Regions from separate parts of the Homo sapiens genome. Here all the other regions are linked to region 1. A link is a contact called in ENCODE Hi-C or POLR2A ChIA-PET data. All regions are on one chromosome and are shown on one strand. The core of a region is the stretch at or near the end of the contact, and the rest is flanking DNA. Distances in the headings are between cores, read along the strand shown.

Evidence for each region. Hi-C counts contacts between places; a loop is a spot of excess contacts on that map. ChIA-PET counts read pairs that join two places held with the same protein, here RNA polymerase II (POLR2A). Pooled maps may share reads with other maps.
Region 2: a loop to region 1 is called in a map of naive thymus-derived CD4-positive, alpha-beta T cell, with 14 times the contacts of the local background. The contact joins the promoter of PEX26 here to the promoter of UFD1 in region 1. A Hi-C loop is called at or near these places in 1 of 168 maps with a recorded cell type or tissue (naive thymus-derived CD4-positive, alpha-beta T cell) and 10 of 50 pooled maps. POLR2A ChIA-PET finds 5 or more read pairs at or near these places in 1 of 52 experiments (activated T-cell).
Region 3: a loop to region 1 is called in a map of CD8-positive, alpha-beta T cell, with 16 times the contacts of the local background. The contact joins the promoter of CRKL here to the promoter of UFD1 in region 1. A Hi-C loop is called at or near these places in 1 of 168 maps with a recorded cell type or tissue (CD8-positive, alpha-beta T cell), 1 of 37 single-sample maps with no recorded cell type and 7 of 50 pooled maps.

Annotation. Positions count from the first base shown.
Region 1 is chr22:19,477,536-19,480,886 of GRCh38, reverse strand. It overlaps UFD1 (ubiquitin recognition factor in ER associated degradation 1), which reads left to right and starts at 1,694. Exons shown (of 12, transcript NM_005659.7): 1 at 1,694-1,804. The coding sequence starts at 1,802. CDC45 (cell division cycle 45) reads right to left here and starts at 967. Exons shown (of 19, transcript NM_003504.5): 1 at 868-967; 2 at 670-729. The coding sequence starts at 918. RefSeq lists silencers at 1,018-1,067, 1,858-1,927 and an enhancer at 1,158-1,457.
Region 2 is chr22:18,076,177-18,079,558 of GRCh38, reverse strand. It overlaps PEX26 (peroxisomal biogenesis factor 26), which reads right to left and starts at 1,569. Exons shown (of 5, transcript NM_001127649.3): 1 at 953-1,569. The coding sequence starts at 1,182. It overlaps LOC105372853 (a long non-coding RNA gene), which reads right to left. Exons shown (of 6, transcript XR_001755424.2): 6 at 1,663-1,901. RefSeq lists enhancers at 746-795, 1,276-1,505, 1,836-1,895 and a silencer at 1,156-1,205.
Region 3 is chr22:20,916,157-20,919,522 of GRCh38, reverse strand. CRKL (CRK like proto-oncogene, adaptor protein) reads right to left here and starts at 2,116. Exons shown (of 3, transcript NM_005207.4): 1 at 1,278-2,116. The coding sequence starts at 1,588. RefSeq lists an enhancer at 1,400-1,459 and a silencer at 1,750-2,199.

The DNA of each region.
Region 1 (3,351 bases), core at 445-2,944:
TGAGGAAGATTAGACGGGTTGAGAGACAAAAGACACGGGATAACATTAAAGCTAGTGAAATGCTTACGGGAAAAGCTAGGTGCTAGGGATATGAGCGTTTACCATACCATTCTGTGAATTTTGCAAATTACCAAAGTAAAACATCGGGGAGAAATGCCGATTTAACTTCCAGGCCTTCTGAAAAGTTCCTGATCCAAGGGCCTGACCAAAACAACGTAAATACTATGCCCTATTCAAAACCAAACTAACGATCTTCCCTAATAGACTAGGGGCTCCCATATTCCCAGCAACACCTGTGACACGACTATACCCACAGTTGTCACAGATTCCTCTCTCTCAAATCCCCCATTTGAGAGGCCACGACAGATCCAAAGTTTCCCCCAAATGCAACTGCTGTGTTCACCTATTAATATTAATAGCTTATTGCAAAAATACAAACTAGTCTCTTTACCTTTTACTTAATCCTTTATCCCACCCCACACCGTTGGGACAGGGAGGCAACCTCTCCTCCGAGTCTCTCTCCTCTCACTTGCTGTTCACCTCCTGCCCTGCTCCCTCTCCCACCCTAAGCCCTCAGCACCCATCCTGACACTCTGCCCGCCCTGCGCCCCCACGCAGCACCCTCACCTCGCGCGCCGGCCCCGCCCTCCTAGGGTCCGCAGAACTCACCTGAAGGATCTTGCACGCACACAGAGCATCCACGTCCGAGGCCACGAAGAGAAGGACCCTCTATCGGGGAAGAGCAGACCGGCTGAACACGGCGACCCGAACCCCGGCCCTCCCCTGCCTCCCGGTCACCCACGGTCGCTCCCCCTCATCCCTTCCCCACCGGCAAGGCCTCGGCGGGGGTCCCGGACTGGGCGTCACCTGGCTCTGGACCACCTCGTAGAACTCTTTGCGGAAATCGGACACGAACATAGCCACGGCGGCCGGACGCCTGGCGCTCGCGCTGAGGTACCAAGAGCCCGGCGGCGGTCAAGACTCCCGCCAAATCACGGCTCCTCCGATTGGTCCAGGGATCACCAACCAATAGCTTCTTAGTTCCCAGCCTTCCTTTCTTTCTGATTGGGCCACATTGGAGGCGGCCATTAGCGCTCTGCCATTCACGGCCAGAAAACTCCAGCCCGCCCCCAAAGAAGCGTCACCTCTGAGGCCGAACGCAAACACTGTTGCCCCCTTCAACTCTGACTCGCTTTTACCCAGAAAAGCGACGCTGGGCGGACATCTTTACTTTGGGAAGAGAAGCCTACTGCCTCCCACTGGGAACCCTCAGGGAAAGTATACTTCTAACCATACATTAAACTCAGTCACATACCCAATGGGGCAGCATTTACGTTTGCAATAGGTTTTTGGTGTGGTTTGAAGAAGGATTTGTAGCTTAGTTCCGCCCGAGTCCTCGATGGCTGAAGCAGAGGCAGTCTGGGTAGTGCATTGTGGGTAGTGTAGTCGTAAGGACAATGGGCCCTACTAAATTCGTCTGGAGGGGAATACTGTCAACACGTAATTTAAAATAACGTTTAAAAATACCTATAAAAGGGGAAATAAATCACGAAAGGGCATTTTAATGCTTCTACTGAGGGTGTTTTAGAGCCTAGCGTCTTCGCCTGGCCTTTTCTCTTTTGCAGCCGACGCTTTGTCCCGGGCACCCCCCCTCCGGGTCTCGGGTCCGGCACTTCCGGTGAGCCTCTGGGGCGTACCGGCTTGGCGCGGCGGCAGCGGCAGCGGCGGCTGGGAGAGCGGTCGGCGGGGTTTCTTCGTTGCATTGCCTGAGAGGAGCGGAGTCTGCCAGGTGGTGTCCATCATGGTAAGCGCTGACGGGCAGCGGGCGGGGGCTGGGCCTTGGCCCGGGGCCTGAGGTAGGGCCCGGCGGGGCAGGGCGGGGCGGGACGGCGGCGGAGGTGCCGAGTCACCCGGGCCTGAGTCCGGCCTGCAGGCTCATCGGCCGCACCGGGCACAAGCAGGACCCTTGACCACTAACCGCCTGTGGTCGCGTCCGCCGGTCCTGAACGTGGCTCGCATTCTGTCTCAGCCGGACTTGCCCTCCTTGACGAAAGAAAGGAAGGTTTGTGTCCATTCACGGGTTTCCCAAGTGCTGGACGCGCAACAGGTTTCCATAAACCCAAAGTTAGTTGCAAGGTTGCTGGGGATGGGAACAGAATCAGGGCGCTCCCCAGGGAGAATCCGTAGTGGGCATCCCCCGCTCTTGGGGGACACCCAGCTCTTGCCCCAGCTCCGTGAGCTCCGTGCCTACGGGTTCGTGCCTTCGAATCTGTACAGCGGTGTTGTGTTCGGTAATGATAACGATGGAAGCTAATACCTGCTGGTACATTTCCTGTTACACAGCTTTTAACACCTGTACTCCCTCATCGCGGCTTATTTCTTTTAATCCCTACAATCCCTTTGGAAGCAAGGATGATGATGATTTTAAACATGAGAAAACTAACGTTTACAGAGGTACTTTATTCGAGTCACAGAAGTAGGGACTGGAGAGTTGAAGCCAAGTCTGTCTGGCTGCAAAGCACTCTACGGTATTGTCTTCCTGTCACCTGTTTATTTTAGTAAAGACAAGGAATGATTGTTAGATTTTATCCCAAGTGTGTCACTGTCAAACCCTGGCTTATTTCTATTCTTGAGTTCATCCACTCAAGAATACCTGATATGTTCCAGGCAGTGTGCTAGGTCTCGGGATTGAAAAGGAAAGTGAGAGATGGGATCGGGAGCAGCAAAGAAGGGGCAGAAGGTCGGGTTCATGGGTAAACTGCAGGCAGGTTGTTAAGTATGTTGCCCCTTTGTGCGGATTTACCTTTTATATTCAAAGAGAAGAAATGGCTTACATAGGTTGGCTAGTGAGAAGCACTCAAGGGAAGCAAGCCCCTACCCTGTTCTGGCCTTGTTCACCCAGAAACGCTATTTCCTGTGTTATGGTTCTGGCCAAGATTTAGCTGAACAGTTATGCTGCTTAAAAGAAGAAAGACAAAAGATTGGAAATTACTGTGTTAGAGTGCCAGGGAGTAAAGAACCATCCCAGATTTTAGGCGGGAACATGCTATGTTTGCATTTTGGGAGATGGCTAATTCAGCTTGCTAATTTTGGAGTTGCTAGTAAACTGCTTTGTCAGTAGGTGGCATTCCTTCTACTAAATATATATTTGGAATCAAGTCAAGAAATTTTCTCTAATACAGATTTTTTTTTAGTTGTGGTTAAAAAAACCAAATTTTTATCATCTTAACCGTTTTTCAGTCTATAGTTCAATAGTGTTGAGTACATTCACGAGCAACAGATTTTCAGAACTTTTTCATCTTGCAAAAGTGAAACTCTACTCACATTAAACAATAGCTCTCCATTTTCTGC
Region 2 (3,382 bases), core at 320-2,819, 1.4 Mb after region 1:
GCTGAAAAGAGAGCTGGAACTAAGAGTTTGCTCTGTGAACAAATGGGCTTGGAGCAAGGTTTCTGGCTGAGTGGAGGTATAGACTCCATAGCTGGCTAAAAGGCACCACCTAGTAAGGTTCCTCCAGACACCCAGAAGCAAAGCCTTCTGCATTCACTGAAATGAGCTCCCACCCAGTCCCCTAAAACACAGCCAGGGCTCTCCAGATCATCCTTCTTTGTGGTCAACTTTAGCTATTCTACCTACCACCTCCCTAGCGTGGCCTAACCCAAGTTTACAATGCAAAGAAATGACTCCCTCACCTGCCAGACGAGGCTGGTGGCATTAGAAAGAGCAATGCAAGCCCAAGGTTTTTTTCTCCGGATTCTTTTCTTTTTCTTCTTTTTGGTAGAGAAGAGGGCTCATTATGTTACCCAGGCTGGTCTCGAACTCCTGGGCTCAAGCAATCCTCCTGCCTCGGCCTCCCAAAGTGCTGGGATTACAGGCGTAAGCCCCAGCTCCCGGCCCTGAATTAATTCTTTAATCCAGTCCTCTAATTGGACCAGAACGCTGCTCCTGCCATGACCCCCATTCCCCATCATCAGCCAAGGTCAGGAATAAACAACCTTGGGCGGGGCGGGGAGGGCGGAGGTACCTGGGAGAGGACTTTTACCACCTGCTTACTGACAGAACTTAGCACTTAATACACATTCAGCCTTCCCATCATGTCATTGTACCTTGGAACAAGGAGCAAATAATTGGCTGTGGGATCCCCACTAAGTTTTTGTTACACGACTTCCCTTCTCTGTAGAATGGGCACACGATGAGCGACCACCCTCTCGGAGACAAACCACTGATGAAAGCGAGGTGTAAAGCTCCTTGTGGGCAATCTGGGAAGGACAGAACTCCTGAGACCTTGAGCCCCACCACAAGAGCGCCCGGAAATCGGTTCATTTCCGAGCCCAGCACGTACGTGCCCGCGGGTTCCTCTGCCACGGCGTGGTTGGCCAGACTCTGCCAGGCCCGCTCGCAGGTCTCCAGCGCCGCCCGGAAGTCCAGGTGCACCACCAGGAGGTCGGCCGCCTCCTCCAGAAGGTCCACGGCCGGCGCCCGGGCCGGGACCGCGCGCACCGGCTCGCTGCTGCGCAGGGGTCCCCCGAGCCCCCTGAGGGGGGCTGCAGAGGTCGAAGAATCGCTCTTCATAACGAGTCCGGGTCCAAGGCCCAGGTCCTCAGACGTCGGAGTGACCGCCTCCCCAGAGGCTCCGGGATATCCCGAGTTGGCCTGGGCGAAGAGGGAGAGTCCTCATCTCTTTGCCCACACCCCTTCCCGAGGTCGATTCCCCGAGAAGGAAAAGGAAGGGGCCTATCTGAGGCAAAAGCTGGGCTCGCCTGGAGGCTGGGGAAGCAGTTTACACGTCAGATTTGCAGGATTCTTGCATCCCTGGAATACCTGGCCCTAGCTTCTCCGGCCCCGCGACACGTGCAGGAACTGCCTCAGCTCCGGGCTCCTGGTTACGATCAAAGACTCACCTCGCCTCCCGGCAGCGGGCGCGGACATCTTTGCGCTCGCCCAGCCCCGCAGCCGCGCGGCGTCCCGGCGGCGCGGAGTACTCTAGGAGTTGTAGTTCCTCAGCTCTCGGCCCATCGCCTTCTGTAATGGAAGTAGGAGGCAGAGCGCGGACTACAACCCCCAGCACGCCGCGCCCCGGAAGCCGCCCCTGTGCCGTGAGAAAACAAACTGGTGCTACAGCTTCGGGGTGCGGAAGTCAAAACGAAGCAAAACCGAAGCTGTCTTGTGAAATGGAGGGGTCCTCACTAACCAGTTCCAGCGGAGGCTAACGGAAGAAGTGCCAGCAATGGATGTGCAGCTACATGCACGCTTTTAATTCAGAGCTTCTGCGACGGTGGCGATCAGGGGATCTGTAATGTAATGTAATGTCAAGGCTGACGCAGAGCTGATCAAACATTTTGGCAACCTTAGTCTTGAATTGATTCACACTTTCTCCGCGTTGCCTCCGGAGTTTGCTGTAGGGTAATGAATATTGCCTGGTGAGGATGAGGGACTTAGGGTGGAAACCTTCACAAGGACCACTGAGAATATGTTGGTCCCAAGGGCAATGTTCCAAAATGAATAGTGACCCCACCGAGGCGGGGTTGGGGGCGCTGAGCATAAGGGCCTCATTTTTCTCACTGCTCTCTGCCCCATCCTGAATTTGCTGTTAAAAAACAACGTTAAATGCAGATACCAATTCCACTTCCCCACTGTTGTCACTTCCGATCTGTCTTTATATTTCTCCTTATCATTTATCACCATCTACATACCAATGTCTATATTTTACTTATTTTTATTGTCTATTTCCTTCCACTATGATATAAACTCACAAAGGCAGACGTTTTTGTCTCTTTTGTTCACTGTGGGAACCTCAATGCCTTGAACAGTGCCTGTCATCTATAGGTAGTCAAAAAGTATTTGTGGAATAAATGAAGTCCTGGTTTCACTTTTATCTGGTTACAGGGTCCAGACTTCTCTTTCCTCGGAGTCTGGTGGACTTGGTTCTGCCTCAGCTTCCCATGCAGACTTTTCTGCAAGAGAACGGAAATCCCAGAAGATGGATGTGTGCATGTCTGGTGACAAGGGCAGGGGATGTATGATGTGAGCAGGTGCCTGTTTAATCTAATTTCTAGGAGAGCAAAGATTCTAGGGAAGCTTTGGAGTGAATTCAAAGGGTAGAGAACTGGGGAGAAACTAAAGCCAAGAGGATCTAGTACAAATGTGGGAAGCTTGGCAAAGCCCGGGTGAAACAGAATATAATAATAAGTGTGATTTGTGGATCTGTTTAAAATTATTATTATAGTTACAATTTACCAAATACTCTGTTCCCAGTACTTTACTATAAAGTGCATTATGTACGGTATGGTTTTGTTTTTCACAATGTCCTTATTTTACATTGTGTAACTTGCTCATGGAATGACTGTGTATCCCCTGAATAGCAAACATACTTAGTTCTGTCCCTGCAGAGCAGAGTAGAGCTCAATACACATCTTTGAACCAAAAGAGCCTCGGTTTGACTGAGATTTTGTCGCTTACTAGTTGTGTGACCTCGGCAATTTATTTAAATAAGCTCTGATTTCCTCACCTGTAAAATTGGGATAACAGTTTGTCCTTAGCTCCCAATGGCTGAGGGAAGAATTAAGTAATATTGCGCATAAAGCGCCATGCGCATTAAGCACTGAAAATGTGAGCCAGGCCTGGGAAGACGAACATGCTCAGAAGCGGCCAGCTCTAAGCGGCTGCTGCCTGGAAAAGTCCCTTTCCTAACAAATTTCTTGCTATTCCAAATTTGTCCAGGAGATGGAGGCACAGTCTTAACAGAAGCAGCCTTGCTAAAAGTAAATTTGCC
Region 3 (3,366 bases), core at 867-3,366, 1.4 Mb before region 1:
AGCAACTAATCAATTAAAATAACGTATTTCACTTGGAAAAGAGAATGCTTGGTCACTTTGCGTTAATTTTAAAATAAGAAATACAAAATCATTAGACTTAACACAAAAAGCATGTCTGAAATTGAACTAGGATACAACTAAGTGTCATTCAAAAATTTTCCTTAATAACATTCTAGCCTAATTCCACCTTGGAAATTAACCAGACTGATCTCTGGCCTACTAATGGTCCTCGGGGAGAAAATATGCAATAAATTTTCCAAAAAATATCCTCGCTGAAGCCAATGCACCTTCTCTTATCTTTGTAATTAACGTACTATAAAAGTGGTGGTGTCTGGCCTGCTTCAAACTTGGCACCACAGTATCAATATACAGTTCTGATATTTTGGTTAAAGGTTTTTTTGTTTCTAAACGCTAAAGCATTTTCATTTTTTTGACTGTTCCAAAGGCTGCAGTCCTGGAGTTCTTAACCTGGAGTTCAGAGATCTGGAGGGAGTACAAGCACCCGGGATGGTGTGCAAACTTGTGTGTACGTGCCTTTGGCGGGGAGGGGTGGGGGTGGGGGTGGGGGTGGGGTGGTGAGTGCTCGGCTATCTTCAGATTCTCAAAGAAGTCTATGGCTTAAAAACGGTTTTTGGCCGGGTGTGGTGGCTCACGCCTGTAATCCCAGCATTTTGGGAGACCGAGGCAGGCGGATCACGAGGGCAAGAGATCGAGACCATCCAGGCCAACATGGTGAAACACCGTCTCTACTAAAAATACAAAAATTAGCTGGGTGTGGTGGCGTGAGCCAGTAGTCCCAGCTACTCGGGAGGCTAAGGCAGGAGAATCGCTTGAACCCGGGAGGCGGAGGTTGCAGTGAGCCGAGATCGCACCACTGCACTCCAGCCTGGCGACACAGCGAGACTCCGTCTCAAAAAAAAAAAAAAAAAAGAGGTTTTTAGAAAAACCAACAAATCCCTGCATCAGTATTACACCCAGAGAAAGTCACGAAAGGCAAAAAGCGTGCATTTTAACTATGCAACCACCGTTAAACATTCAAAACGCATCCTCTTCACATTGAGAAACAGCCTCGTGAGAGGGAAAAAAAAAAAACGCATCCTCTTATCCAGTGACCCAGATCCTGACACTAGCTTTCTGTTAGGAAGGCCTTCTGGAAAATAATTTGGTTCAGAATGCGGGGAATATGGGTTCAAGCGCGCCCCACCCCCCTATACAAGCACTCTTCGACAGACCCGGTTCTCGACCTTCCTCCGCGGTCGGGGAGGGCTCTCGCGTACCTGGGCGCAGGCTCGATGAGGGTGGTGGTGTCCAGGTAGTGGATCTTGTAAAACTCCAGCAGGGCCGGCAAATGGTCAAATTCCTGGTCCCCGATCTTAAAACGGCGGTTGGGCAGCGAGTTGATGATGTAGTGGGAGACCCGCGAGTTCTCGGACACCGACAGCACATAGTCCCCAGGGCAGGTGGAAGAATCGCGGACGAGGAACATACCGTGGCGCTGGCCCTGGAGCCGGGTCTGCGCCTCCTGGCGAGACACCGGCCCCATATACCAGGCGGAGCGGTCCGAGGAGTCGAACCTGGCGGAGGACATGGTGTTGGACCGGGGACTCTGCGGCGGTAGGGGCGGCGGCTGTCCTCGCCTGCTCTGCACGCCTTAGCCCGGCAGACGGCTTTGGGGCCGAGGAAGGGCCTCTCGCACACCTCGAGGAGCGCTCAGAGGGCTGGGCCAGCACTTTCCTCTCGGCTCCGGGCCCGCAGCATCCTCCGACGCCGCCCGCCTGCTCCGGGGCCGCCACACGGAGAGAGCCGCCCGGGAATGCACGGCAGAGCCGGGGGGTCGGGGCAGGCAAACCCGAGCCGCAGCGGAGGCCACCCCGGGGTTCTCGGGCTGCTCGGCGTCCCAGGGGTGCCTCCAGTGACTCCCGGCCTGGAACGCGCCGGCGCCGCAGCTCGACGGGTCTTCACCGACCCCCGCCGTCACACGAGGCACCGAACTCGAAGGAGCGTCGCGCCTCCGGGGTGCTTTTGCCCAGCTTGTTCCCAATAGCCACAGCAACAAAATGGCGGACGCGGGAGAAGCGGCAGCCACCTCCCCCTCCGCTCAGCGCGCTCCGTCTGCGCACGCGCTGGGCCCCGGCTCCCGGCGGCCGCCGGGGCCCTCCCGTTACGTCACACAGCGCAGCCAATCAGGAGCACCGTCGCGACGATCAGGGTGGGCGCTGGTCGCGCCCGCTCCCGCGTTCCAGGAGGAGGCTGAAGAGGCGCCGGCGGTAGGCACTCTCTTCCTGGGCCGCTGCGCGCCGCTGGGGGCGCTGCGGCTGCCGGGTCTCCCAGCGCTGGCAGGAAAACAGCTGGAGCCGAGAGGGAACCGCGTTTCGAAAACCTGCTTCTGGGAACAAAGCGTAACGTGCAGGCTGAATCGCGGGCCAGGGAGGCGTGGCACTGAGGCGACCTGGCCAGCCTAGGGGCCTGAGGGAGGTCAAGGACTGACAGGTCCCGATGGGCCGAGGTGGCCCAGTAAAAGGATGAGCCCAGGGGCAGATGTGACCACCAGATAGGTGACTGACTGAATGACTCAGTCCCCAGGTGGCCTGATAGGCTAAGGAAGCCCTAGTGGCTACGTGACCCGCTAAATGGAGTGAGAGGAGAGAGAAGGTGAGGGTTAGATTGACTCAATTAAGTGGTCAAGGAAGTCCACAAGTGGGTAACCTGGCTATCATGGGCTCTGAACTGCTGAAAGTAAAATACAAATGCCTCTCGGGCGTGGCCCCGAGGCTTCCCCTGCCCCGGATTATGCCTGCTTCTGCCTATTTATTAATCCCTATTTGTTTTTGTTTGTTTTCTTTCTTTCTTTCTTTCTTTCTTTCTTTCTTTCTTTCTTTCTTTCTTTTCTTTTTTCTTTTCTTTTCTTTCTCTCTCTCTCTCTCTTCCTTTCCTTTCCCTTTCCCTTTCCTTTCCCTTTCCCTTTCCTTTCCTTCTTTCGACGGAGTCTCGCTCTGTCACCAGGTTGGAGTGCAGGGGCGCGATCTCGGCTCACTGCAACCTCCGCCTCCCGGGTTCAAGCGATTCTCCTGCCTCAGCCTCCCGAGTAGCTGGGATTACAGCTGTCCGCCGCCATGCCCTGCTAATTTTTGTATTTTTAGTAGAAACGGGGTTTCACCATGTTGGCCAGGCTGGTCTCAAACTCCTGACCTCAGGTGATCTGCCTGCCTCAGCTTCCCAAAGTGCTAGGATTACAGGCGTGAGCCACCGTGCCCAGCCTGTTTGTTTTATTTTGTTTGTTTTTGAGACAGGTTCTCCTTCTGTCACCCAGGCTGGAGTGCAGTGGAACTATCATGGCTCACTGCAGCCTTGATTTCCCCATCTCAA